Regions from separate parts of the Homo sapiens genome. Here region 1 is linked to region 2. A link is a contact called in ENCODE Hi-C or POLR2A ChIA-PET data. All regions are on one chromosome and are shown on one strand. Each heading gives the region's core, a stretch centred on a gene start or an enhancer-like site at or near the end of the contact. The rest is flanking DNA. Distances are from core to core; before and after follow the strand shown. Region 1 has its middle 130 kb from the start of BCAS1-AS1. Region 2 has its middle 50 kb from the start of ZNF217.

Region 1 (6,415 bases), core at 2,171-4,670, 140 kb before region 2:
TATTACTTTACTTGTGGAGTGAATGGGAAGAAGAAAGAGGCAGGATGGGCATGTAAAGGATGCATTTGTGCCAGCAGGAATGCTTTGTTTTTCGTGATTCAGGAGAAAAGTGGAGGATGGGCTGAGTCATTGCAGACTCAGAAAGTGCCATGACAAGGCATCCACACTGCTTACAGAGATTGCACTTCTGTGCAGTTGTTTCATCCACATATGAAATTATTGCTGCTAATTTGGGTTTCCAAGTCCTCATAGTTTTGTTTGTATTAATTTGTCAATTTGCTTTCATCTTAGGGTTCAGATTTATGAGATATATAAGAAGTATGTTTGTAAGGAGTTTAAACCTATTCTCTTACATTGATTTGCAGTTATGTTGTATAATTAAATATACACATTAACATTTTAGGTCTACACACTTTTTCATCTGTGAAATGGGTCTCACTATTCCTCATATTGCAGAGTCTATCTTTAACTACTACTCCCCCACTACTTCTTGTTAAGTGCATAAATTTCTCATGTTTCATAAAGAACTATTACTAGCAAAGAAATGCAAATAAAAGGCAATATGACTTTCTCTGTGATATCTACAAGCGTGTGTGTGTGTGTGTGTGTGTGTGTGTGTGTGTGTGAATATGCATATGTGTGTGTATTTTTTTGTCTGTTTTTGAGATGGAGTCTCGCTCTGTCGCCCAGGCTGAAGTGCAGTGGTGTGATCTTGGCTCACTGCAACCTCTGCCCCCCGGGTTCAACCGATTCTCCTGCCTCAGCCTCCCAAGTAGCTGAGACTACAGGCATGTGCCACCACACCCGGCTAATTTTTGTATTTTTAGTAGAGACAGGGTTTTGCAGTGTTGACCAGGCTGGTCTCGAACTCCCGACCTCAGGTAATCCGCCCACCTCAGCCTCCCAAAGTGCTGGGATTGCAGGCGTGAGCCACCATGCCTGGCCATGTTTTTTTGTTTTTAATTAGTTAGAAGCCCTTTGTTTTTTGGAGGAAAAAAGTATATCCATCCATCCAATGCAGGTAAAATGTAAATCAGTACAACCTTTGGGGGGGTGCATTTGACAGCATGCATCATGAGCCTTAAAAATATATCACTTTTTGATGACATCGGCACTCTTCAAAATACATAGGATTACTTTTACTCCAGTATTTCACTGCTAGGAATTTATCTTGTGTAAATAACATGAAAAAGAAAGAAAGAGAGAGGGTGGGAGAAGGAGAGAGGGAGAGAGGAAAAAAATACAACCAGAATGTCTGGCAATGGGAGACTGTTTAAATGTTCCCTGGTAGAATATGAAATAGCTCTTTCATTTATTCATTCATTCATTCATTCATTTTGCGACAGGGTCTCATTATGTCACCCATGCTGGAGTGCAGTGGCACGATCATAGCTTACTACAGCCTCAAACTCTTGGGCTCAAGCAACCCTCCTGCCTCAGCCTCCCAAGTAGTTGGGACAACAGGCACACGCCACTACCCCTGGCTAAATATTTTTATTTTTTTAGAGGTGGGGGTCTCACTATGTTGTCCAGGCTGGTCTCTAACTCCTTGGCTCAAAGAAACCTCCCACTTCATCCTCCCAAGTAGCTGGGACTACAGGTACATGCCACCATGTCTGGTTAATTTTTTTAATTTTTATATAGCCCTTTTAAATGGTACTTAGTAAAGAATGTTTAACATCATGATGGAAAAGTAGTCCCAAATATAAAGAAAAAACATAGGATATTAAACATGTTTCGTTTTTTCTAAAGCATATATGTTTTTAAATGCAGAGAATGAAGACTGAATGAATTCATAGCAAAATGTCAATACAGATTATTGCTGAGTGGTAAGATAGCACTGATTTTATAGTCTTCATTTTGTTTTTAATGATTGTGTTTAATTGTCCTACTGTGGATGAATATTAATTTTGGAAGTCAGTAGTGTAAATAAACCCCAGTGTAAAACAAACTTGGGTTAAGTTTTCAGCTGCATTAATCTTTCCAGTGATCTTAAAAGAAGTTATTTAATGTTTGTAAATCTCAATTTCCTCATCAGTAAAATGGGCATAACATTCATGTCTATTTTTAAAACCTGTGAGTCATAAATGAGATAAATGACATAGTAAGGGATTTAGCATTGGGACTGGCAAACAGTATGAGTTCAATAAAAGTTATCTGTAATGGTCGGGCACAGTGGCTCACACCTATAATCCCAGCACTTTGGGAGGCCAAGGCTGGCGGATCACCAGAGGTCAGGAGTTCGAGACCAGTCTGATCAACATGAAGAAACCCCGCCTCTACTAAAAATACAAAATTAACCGGGTGTGGTGGCACATGCCTGTAATCCCAGCTACTCGAGAGGCTGAGGCAGGAGAATCACTTGAACCCGGGAGGCGGAGGTTGTGGTGAGCTGAGATCATGCCATTGCACTCCTGCCTGGGCAACAAGAGCGAAACTCCACCTCAAAAAAAAAAATTATCTGTAATGAGAAAATAATGATAAAAATGTTTTCTTTGTGTTAGCCATATATTTAAATAAACATTTCTACGGTTTCTAAGTGTGCTAATCAAACATTCAGCTTCCACTAGGAAATTCTGCTAGCGGGAAAAAAAAAAGAGAGAGAGAGAGAAGGAGAGAAATACATGACCCAGTGTATCTTTATTAGCCTTGTAATCTATGGATATTTCTTTGGAGCTGTGAAAGGCATTGTTAAGCCTTTATTAATCATAGGCCATTGAGTGTTTACCAGGGGCGATTCTTCCTCCCAGAGGACGTTTGGCAATGTCTGGAAACATTTTCCATTGTCACAGCAGGGGTGGAGGTGCTACTGGCATCTAGTGGGTAGAGGCCAGGGATACTGCTAAATATCCAAGGCACACGACAGCAACACAAAACAAAGAATTATCCACCCAAAATGTCAACAGTGCTGAGGTTGAGAAGCTGCTCGTAGCGGCATTATGTACAACCTGACTGCGGAGGAGTGTGTAACAAAGTGAGCTTATTGCCTTCCTGCTTTTTCATCCATTGTATGTTTGTGTATGAAACTGAAGTGGAAACATTTTGGAAACACCTCCTCAGCCCACCCCACATAGAATATTCTTTCTCTTTCTCAACCCAATAGATCTCAGGTCCTATTGTGCACCAAATCTCTTTATCAGGGTTAAAAGACGAAGAAACACACAAGCAACTCATTGAAAGCCAGGGTAAGTTAGAGGTAGTAGGGTGAAGGTTAAGAGCTTGACTTTTGGAGTCTGACCAATGTAAGTTCAAAAGTCACTTTCCTCACCTGCTACCCATGTGATTCTGGGTAGAATTTTTTTTTTTTTACTTCTCCACAAGTTAGTTTCCTTAAATAAAAAACGGAACTAACCACACCTAGGATCACAAGGTTATGAGAATTAGATGTGAAAAGATAACGTAAAGCCTTTAACCCAGAGGCAGATTATGGGAGGAATTCAACAAACTGAAATAAAAGTAGGAGAAGGAAAAGAGAAAAGAAGGACTCTTAACAGTTCCTTTACTACAGAGCTGGGTTTGGTAAGCACTTCAGAATGCCTATTAAAGCCTAATGCGTTTGACCTGAAAGCCAGCAGCAACTCAACTTAACAGACAATGTACTTGATCAAACAAATCACAAGGAAGATGACAAATACAAGTTGCTGGACAAACCTGTTTTCTAAAAGAACAGATGCTGAAGCAATGATCCTAGGTGCCAAGAAAGGAATTCACAGGACCATGCTTTGCCAACAAATAAGTTATCGGATCAGAAGTAATTGTCACTGGTTCATCGGTGTCAAAAGTCAACTCCAAATTGCAAAGCTGGAAAACATCTTTGCAACATGTATGACAGACGCCTAATAGCCTATATAAAGAGAACTTACAGATGGAAAATCCTCAAAATAAAGGCAATACCCGTAAAAAGAAATATAAAAGGCTGATCAATAGATGCCATGATGTTCAGCTTATTGGCGAAGCTGCCCCATTTCACAGCTTCGGGGGGGGTGTCTATTTGGAAACAGACACTCCAAATAGAGAACTGTGAAACTGGCAGCCTGCCTGACCATATTCAGTGCCCCTGCTTAGTAAACAACAACAATAAGTAAAACAATGAGAATATTGTAATACAGTTGTCCCTCCATATCCCTGGGGGATTGGTTCCAGGACCTCCCACGGATACCAAAATCCACAGATGCTCAAGTTCCTGACAGAAAAAGGTGTATTTGGCAGGCCAAGGTAGGCGGATCACTTCAGCTCAGGAGTTCCAGCATAGTCTAGACAACATGGCGAAACCTCATCTCTACAAAAAGTACAAATATTAGCTCAGCATGATGGCGTCCCCCTGTAGTCCCTGCTACTTGGGAGGCTGAGGTGGGAAGATGGCTTAAGCCCAGTAGGTGGAGATTGCAGTGAGTCAAGATCTTGCCACTGCACTCCAGCCTGGGCAACAGAAACACACCCTGTCTCAAAAAACAAAAGAAAAAGGTATATTTGCATACAGCTTATGTACATCCTCCTGTACACATTAAGTTACCTGTAGATTACTTATAACACCTAAGCCTATATAAATAGTTGTTGTACAGTATTATTCAGGAAACGACAAGAAAGAAAGTCAGTACATGTTCACTGCAGATGCATTTTTTTTTTTTTTAAACAGAGTTTCACGCTTGTTGCCCAGGCTGGAATGCAATAGCGCAATCTCTGCTCAACACAACCTTCGCCTCCCGGGTTCAAGTGATTCTCCTGCCTCAGCCTCCTGAGTAGCTGGGATTACAGGCATGTGCCACCAAGCCCGGCTAATTTTTTTGTATTTTTAGTAGAGGCGGGGTTTCTCCATGTTGGTCAGGCTGGTCTCGAACTCCTGACCTCAGGTGATCCGCCCACCTCAGCCTCCCAAAGTGCTGGGATTAAAGGCGTGAGCCACTGCGCCCGGCAATCATCTTTTTTTTTTTTTTTTCAAATATTTTCAGTTGAGTTGAGTTAATCCATGGATACAGAATCCGCACGTACGTAGGGCCAACCGTCCTGAGAGGAATTTTTTTTTTTTTTTTTTTTTTGAGACAGGGTCTCATTCTCTCACCCAAGCTACAGTGCAGTAGCATCATCATGGCGCACTGCAGCCTCAACTTCCCAGTCTCCCGCAATCCTCCCATCTCAGTCTCCCAAGTAGCTGGGACCACAGGCATGCACCACCATGCCAAGCTAATTTTTGTATTTTGGGTAGAGACAGAGTTTTGCCATGTTGCCCAAGCTGGTCTCAAACTCCTGAGCTCAAGCAATCCTCCCACCTTGTCCTCCCAAAGTGCTGGACTTATAGGCATGAGCCACTGCACCTGGCCTACCTGGGGGGATTTTTAAAAGCATCTTTATTGACATGTAATTAACATACAATAACTACACATATTGAAAAGGTACAATTTGTTTTGTTCTGTTCTATGTATATGACCATGAAATCATCACCACAAATCAATATAGTAACCATATCCATTAGTCCAAAAGATTTCTTTGTAATTACTTTATTTTGTTCCTCCCGCCGATTACCAGGCAACCACTGGTCTGCTTTACTATAGATTAGTGTCATTATAGGTTAGTGTCACTAAATGGAGATTAGTGTATACTTCTTAGTGTTTATACAAATGGAATCAAATGGCATGTACTCTTTGTTGTCTGGCATCTTTCACTCAGCATAATAATTTTGAGAATCACTAATGTCATTGCATGTATCAATAGTTCATTTACTTTTATTGCTGAGTGCTATTCCATTGTATGGATGTACCACAATTTGTTTATCTATTAAGTTGTTGACGGACATATGGTTTATTTTCAGTTTGAAGTTATTACAATTAAAACCACTATAAACATTTGTGTACAACTCTTTGTATGGACATCTATTTCCTTTTCTCTTGGATAAATACCAAGGCATGAAATGGCTAGATCATAGGGTAGATGGACATTGAACTTTTAAAGAAACTGTCAAACTATTTTCCAGAATGGTTGCAACATCTTTCTTTCCTACCAGTGGTATATGAGAGTTCCAGTCCCTCCACATTCTTTTTCTTTCTTTCTTTTCTTTTCTGAGATGAAGTTTCATTCTTGTTGCCCAGGCTGGAGTGCAACGGCACCATCTCAGCTCACCACAACCTACGCCTCCCAGGTTCAAGTGATTCTCCTGCCTCAGCCTCCTGAGTAGCTGGGATTACAGGCATGCGCCACCATGCCCAGCTAATTTTGTATTTTTAGTAGAGACAGGGTTTCTCCATGTTGGTCAGGTTGGTCTCAAACTCCCGACCCCAGGTGATCCACCCACCTCGGCCTCCCAAAGTGCTGGGATTACAGGCATGAGCCCCCATGGCAGCTTTTTTTTTTGAGATAGAGTCTCAGTCTGTCACCCAGGCTAGAGTACAGTGGTGCAATCACGGCTCACTGCAACCTCCTC
Region 2 (6,336 bases), core at 2,095-4,594:
AGCCTGGGCGAGAGAGTGAGACCCTGTCCCTATTAAAAAAAAAAAAAAAAATTCTCCCTTACAAACAAAATGCTCATTGACTGTAATTAGAAGTGCCCACGCTGGGGACTGGTATGGCACAGAGCTCTACTTTGAACTGATTTTCAGCTGGAGTGGTGAGCTAATGATATCTCGCTCCATTCTTTTTCTGCCCTCTTTCTTCTTTTTTTTTCTTTTATTTTTTTTTTGAGATGGCGTCTCGCTCTGTCACCCAGGCTGGAGTGCGGTGGTCCCATCTCAGCTCACTGCAACCTCTGCCTCCCAGGTTCAAGCGATTCTCCTGCCTCAGTCTCCCGCGTATCTGGGATTACAGGCACTTGCCATCATGCCCAGCTAAATTTTTTTTTTTCCTGTAGAGACAGGGTTTCACCATTTTGGCCAGGCTGGCCTCGAAACTCCTGACCTCAAGTGATCTGCCTGCCTCAGCCTCCCAAAGTGCTGGGATTATAGGCGTGAGCCACTGCGCCTGGCCTCTCCCCTCTTTCTTCCTCTGCCTCTACCCCATGATGCACCAACCAGTATTCAGGACCCAATTTTATTTTGTGTCTGCTCTAAAAGCTAACTTTACCAGGGGTTTAGGCCATTAAAACACATTATTTGAAGTTTGCAGAATGCATTTACATTTTATGATCATTACAGCTTCAAAAAAAAAAGATGGTAATGTTGGTTTCCTTTCACATTGACCAACTTCTCTTCACATAAATACAAGCCAGTTGAATGGCATTCCAATATTACATAATTATTTGCACTCTAACTGAAATTACGGAATACTGAAAAAGTAGATTGGGATTATTTTAAATTGAAACTGTGCCCAAAGTTTTATTACTTATCAACTTTCTCTGAATGCTATATCATGACAATTATATTTTATTGTCATGAATTATGTTAACTTCATATTTCACAAAGCACACACTACATGTGCAAGGCCTTTGCTGAACCCAGGGAAAGGAAGAATGATAAACAGAAGCTGATCTTTGCCTTTGAGTTTACTTAACATATAAATAGCAGGTATCTTCCAGATGCGAGTAACTGTACTAAATACTTTAGATTAGGGGTCAGTAAACATTCTGCAAAGCATCAGCTAATACCTGTTTTAGGCTTTGAGCGCTAGAGGCTTTGTCTTAACCGGAAGTAGAACAGAGGCCATTGCCAATATGTAAATGAGTAGGCTCAACTGTGTTCCAATAAAACTTTATTTACAGAAATAAGCAGCTGCCCAGATTGACCTAGATGGCTGAGACCTGCTTTCAATGGATTGTCATCCATCTGTCACAGCCCACTCTTTTTTTTTTTGAGACAGAGTCTTGCTCTGTCGCCCAGGCTGAAGTGCAGTGGCATGATCTTTGGCTCACAGCAACCTTTGCCTCCTGGGTTCAAGTGATTCTCCTGCCTCAGTCTCTAAGTAGCTGGGATTACAGGTGCGCGCCACCATGCCTGGATAATTTTTGTATTTTTAGTAGAGACGGGTTTCATCATGTTGGCCAGGCTGGTCTTGAATTCTTGGCCTCAGGTGATCTACCCATCTCAGCCTCCCAAAATGCTGGGGTTACACTGCGCCCAGCCGCACAGCCCACTCTTAAGACTAGCACTATTATTATTATTATTATCATCATTTCATTTCATTTTATTTATTCTTTTGAGACATAGTCTCATTCTGTTGCCCAGGCTGGAGTGCTGTGGCCTGATGTCGGCTCACTGCAACCTCTGCCTCCCAGGCTCAAGTGATTCTCATGCCTCAGCCTCCCCAGCAGCTGGGATTACAGGCACCCGCCACCACACCCAGCCTGGGCGACAGAGAGAGATCCTGTCGAAAGAAAGAAGAAAGAAAGAAAGGGAGAAAGAAAGAGAAAGAGGGAGGGACAGAGGGAGGGAGGGAAACCACCTGAATATTTGTGTTAGCTTAAACTCAATTTCAGCTGTAATCATGGAAATCAAATTTATATAAGAAAATATCAGATTAATTCAGTTTTCATACACACATTCACTCGAATTTTTAAATTTCATCAATTGATTTTAGAAAAGAGCAGCATAGTGAAAAAAAGTGAAGAACTATATTCTTGCCAAATTTATACCTAAATTTTACTGAAATATTAATTAGTTTTTTTTGTTGTTGTTTTTGTTTTTCTGGAGACAAGGTCTTGCTTTGTTGCCCAGGCTGGAGTTCGGTGACAATCTTGGCTCACTGCAGCGTCAACCTCCCAGGCTCAAGAGATTCTTCCACCACAGCCTCCAGACTAGTTGGGACTACAGGTGCACACCACCACAACCAGCGATCTCGGCTCACTGCAACCTCTGCCTCCTGGGTTCAAGCAATTCTCCTGCCTCGGCCTCCCTAGTAGCTGGGATTACGGGCATGCACCACCATGCCCAGCTAATTTTGTATTTTTAGTAGAGACGGGGTTTCTCCATGTTGGTCAGGCTGGTCTCCAACTCCCTACCTCAGGTGATCCACCCACTTAGGCCTCTCAAAGGTGCTGGGATTACAGGTATGAGCCATTGCGCCTGGCCCATTTTTCATAAGAATTATAAAATTGCATTGTTTCTGACATGGGCGTAATCTATGATCTGCCTTCACCAAAAACATGCAGAGGAAAATAAAATACATATTTTTTATTTTTAGTTTCTCTGCTCTTTTGGCTTTATTGTTTGAAATCTTTTTATTAGTAATAGGTATGTTTGGTGTTCACTTTTTCCATACAGTGCATTAATGTGTGGTTTAAATACAAATTTAAGTGCAAAATTATAAGACAGTAGCCTGGAAAGGCCCATTTGGGCAGATGTGGCTTATTAAAAATCCCAGCTGGGTGCAGTGGCTCACCCCTGTAATCCCAACATTTTGGGAGGCTGAGATGGGCAGATCACCTGAGGTCAGGAGTTCAAGACCAGCCTGACCAAGATGGTGAAACACTGAGTCTACTAAAAATACAAAAATTAGCTGGGCATATGCTGGGCACCTGGAATCCCAGCTACTCAGGAGGCTAAGGCAGGAGAATCCCTTGAACCTGGGAGGCAGAAGTTGCAGTGAGCCAAGATCGTGCCATTGCACTTCAGCCTGGGTGACAAGAGCAAAACTCGGTGTCAAAAAAAAAAAAAAAATCACAATTTTTGGGTTTCTTTTAAAACTTAAAAATGGAGGATGAATTTCCAGCATCCTGCTACTCGGACGGAGGAAACAGAACAGGAACAAAGCTGAAGTGAGCTAGGCAGGCCGAGGGAACCTCTGGCTGCCTCCCATTGCTGCTGCACGCAGGTAATGCAGCGGTTCATAGCCTGCCTTCCAGCCCTGGTGTTAGACGACTTTCAGTTACAGTATTGTGGTGAATCATTTCCTTCCAAGGCTCAGGGTGATCTATCACACGGGCGTGTTGTCTAGATTTTAACAACAATATGAGCAGAAAAGTTCCTCATTCCAGAAATGCAAAACAAATTACATAAGAAGTGTATTCTTTAAAGGAAAAAGCAAAGTCTACATAAAGGCATAATGAATAGGAAGAACAATTATGCGTGGGAAAACAAAGCTCTTTAAAAAAATCATCAAAGAAATGAGGTTTTTCTTCCCTTGTCTAATTTATAACAGTGACGTTCCTTTTGAAGACAGGAGCAGGGGCATAGGAGCTGGAGTATCGGCCTTAGCTGTGCCTTTTGTAATGTCACTAGGGACAGGGAGGGGGAGGAGTTGTGACGGTGTTGGAAACACTGGCCCTGGTGTATTATTGCTTGCACTACAGGAGTTTTTGGTTGCCAAATCAATACCTTGGTTGTCCTTGAAAAACCCTGCAGGTCTGTTTTTAATAGCTTGCTACACCGGTGAAATTACCCTGATTACTTAGCAAAGCCTCACCTTTGATCCACTGATCTAGTTAGAGACCTGTGTGAGAGAGAGAGAGCCTGTGGCCCCAGAGATATTAACAAATTAGAAGAAGAAGGAAGGGAAAACTGCAACTTACAGAAATACAGGAAGTCTGAGGTTTGTCAGTTGTTGAAACATTTGATATTGTCTTTTAAGAGTCTCCGTGGTCTGAGAGCTTTCTTTGGGATAACAAAATACTAACATTAAAGAGCAACGTTCGGGCACAGTGACTCACGCCTATAATCCCAGCACTTTGGGAGGCCAAGGTGGGTGGTTCACGAGGTCAGGAGTTCGAGACCAGCCTGACCAACATGGTGAAATCCTGTCTCTACTAAAAGTACAAAAATTAACCGGGCATGGTGTCATGTGCTTGTAATCCCAGTAGGAGAATCGCTTGAACCCGGGAGGCGGAGGTTGTAGTGAGTCGAGATCGCGCCACTATGCTCCAGCCTAGGCGACAGAGCAAGACTCTGTCTCAAACAAACAAACAAAAAAAGAGCAACAACAATAACACCACAGCAAAGCCACCTGCTATTCAAAATCAAGAACAGTGGATCAATCCAAATTAAAGAATGGTGGCTGGTATTGTTTTCCACCTCACTCTCCCAAGAGATACATATGCCCAAAAACATTTCCATTTCCTGTTCATGCAACAGTGAAGTGAAGGGTCATTTTCCTTCCAATTTTTGTACTCATTAGACAGAGTGCCTTTTAAGCATTTATTTATTTTTAAATTAACAGACTTTATTTATTTATTTATTTTTGAGAGGGCGTTTTGCTTTTGTCACCCAGGCTGGAGTGCAATGGCATGATCTCGGCTCACTGCAACCTCTGCCTCCTGGGTTCAAGCAATTATCATACCTCAGCCTCCTGAGTAGCTGGGACTACAGACGTGTGCCACTAGGCCTAGCTAATTTTTTTGTATTTTTAGTAGAGACGGGGTTTCACCATTTTGGCCAGTCTGGTCTCGAACTCCTGACCTCAGGTAATCTGCCCGCCTCAGCCTCCCAAAGTGCTAGGATTACAGGCATGAGCCACCACGCCCGACCCAGACTTTATTTTTTTAGAGGAGTTTTAGTTTACAGAAAATTGACCAGACGGTGTGACAAGTTCTCATATGCCCTCTTCTCCAACTCCCTCCTTCCATCTGTACAATTCCCCCTATTAGTAACATCCTGCATTGATGTGGTCCATTTGATACACTTGATGAACGAATAGTAATACATTATTACTAATTAACGTTTATAGTTTACATTACAGTTCACTCTTTGTGTTGTACAGGACTATGAGTTTTGACAAATGCATAGTGACATGTATCTACCATTACAGTATCATACAGAATAGTTTCACTGCCCTAAAATACCCTCCTTTTATATTTCAACAAGCTGCCCTTCCAAGTTCTGTCCTTTCAACATAACTGCTCTTTTTTTTTTTTGAGACAGAGTCTTGCTCTGTCGCCCAGGCTGGAGTGCAGTGGCTCGATCTCGGCTCGCTGCAACCTCCGCCTCCTGGGGTCAAGCGATTCTCCTGCCTGTCTCCCGAGTAACTGGGATTACAGGCACACACTACCACACCTGGCTAATTTTTAAATATTTTTAGTAGAGACAGGGTTTCACCATATTGGTCAGGCTGGTCTTAAGCTCCTGACCTTGTGATCCACCTTCTTCGGCCTCCCAAAGTGCTGGGATTACAGGCGTGAACCAATGCACCCAGCCCATAACTGCTCATTTTTTCTCGTTTTTCCTTCTCCAAGGTGCTTTTATTTTAGGAATAGATGAAAGTTGATTCTCTTTGTTGGCAGAGACCTACAGAAAGTCATTTTGTGGCCAAGCATAGTGGCTCACGCCTGTAATCCCAGCACTCTGGGAGACCGAGGCGGGTGGATCATCTGAGGCCAGGAGGTCGATACCAGCCTGGTCAACATAGGGAAACCCCATCTCTACTAAAAATACAAAAATTATCAGGTTGTGGTGGTGCACGCCTATAGTCCCAGCTACTCAGGAGGCTGAGGCGGGAGAATCCCTTTAACCAAGGAGGCGGAGGTTGCAGTGAGCCAAGATTGGACTCACTGCACTTTAGCCTGGGCAACAGAGCAAGACTCTGTCTCAAAAAAATAAAGAAGGCCGGGCGCGGTGGCTCACGCCTGTAATCCCAGCACTTTGGGAGGCCAAGGCGGGCAGATCAGGAGGTCAGGAGATCGAGACCATCCTGGCTAACACGGTGAAACACTGTCTCTACTAAAAATACAAAAAATTAGCCGGGCGTGGTGGAGGGTGCCTGTAATCCCAGCTACTCAGGAGACTGAGGCAGGAGAATCGCTTGAACCCAGGAGGCAGAGGTTGCAATGAGCTGAGATCATGCCATTGCACTCCAGCCTGGGCGACAGAGTGAGACTTTGTTTGGCTGCAACTTGGATATCCCTGTAAAGTCTTCCATCCTGGTGTTCG

Evidence for each region. Hi-C counts contacts between places; a loop is a spot of excess contacts on that map. ChIA-PET counts read pairs that join two places held with the same protein, here RNA polymerase II (POLR2A). Pooled maps may share reads with other maps.
Region 1: a map of Calu3 shows a loop between it and region 2 (5-fold over the local background). The contact joins two enhancer-like sites. A Hi-C loop is called at or near these places in 1 of 168 maps with a recorded cell type or tissue (Calu3) and 2 of 50 pooled maps. POLR2A ChIA-PET finds 5 or more read pairs at or near these places in 4 of 52 experiments (AG04449, B cell, CD4-positive, alpha-beta T cell and 1 more).

Annotation. Positions count from the first base shown.
Region 1 is chr20:53,783,481-53,789,895 of GRCh38, reverse strand. No RefSeq gene overlaps it. Among named protein-coding and RNA genes, the nearest start is that of BCAS1-AS1, 130 kb to the left of the region's middle. Within about 2 kb of position 3,420, at least 12 of the 41 ENCODE cell types and tissues checked have a DNase peak (open chromatin) inside an H3K27ac peak, as active enhancers do; they include B cell and Panc1, where a contact is called at or near this core.
Region 2 is chr20:53,640,324-53,646,659 of GRCh38, reverse strand. No RefSeq gene overlaps it. Among named protein-coding and RNA genes, the nearest start is that of ZNF217, 50 kb to the right of the region's middle. RefSeq lists enhancers at 3,242-3,291, 3,332-3,381. Within about 2 kb of position 3,344, at least 29 of the 41 ENCODE cell types and tissues checked have a DNase peak (open chromatin) inside an H3K27ac peak, as active enhancers do; they include B cell and Panc1, where a contact is called at or near this core.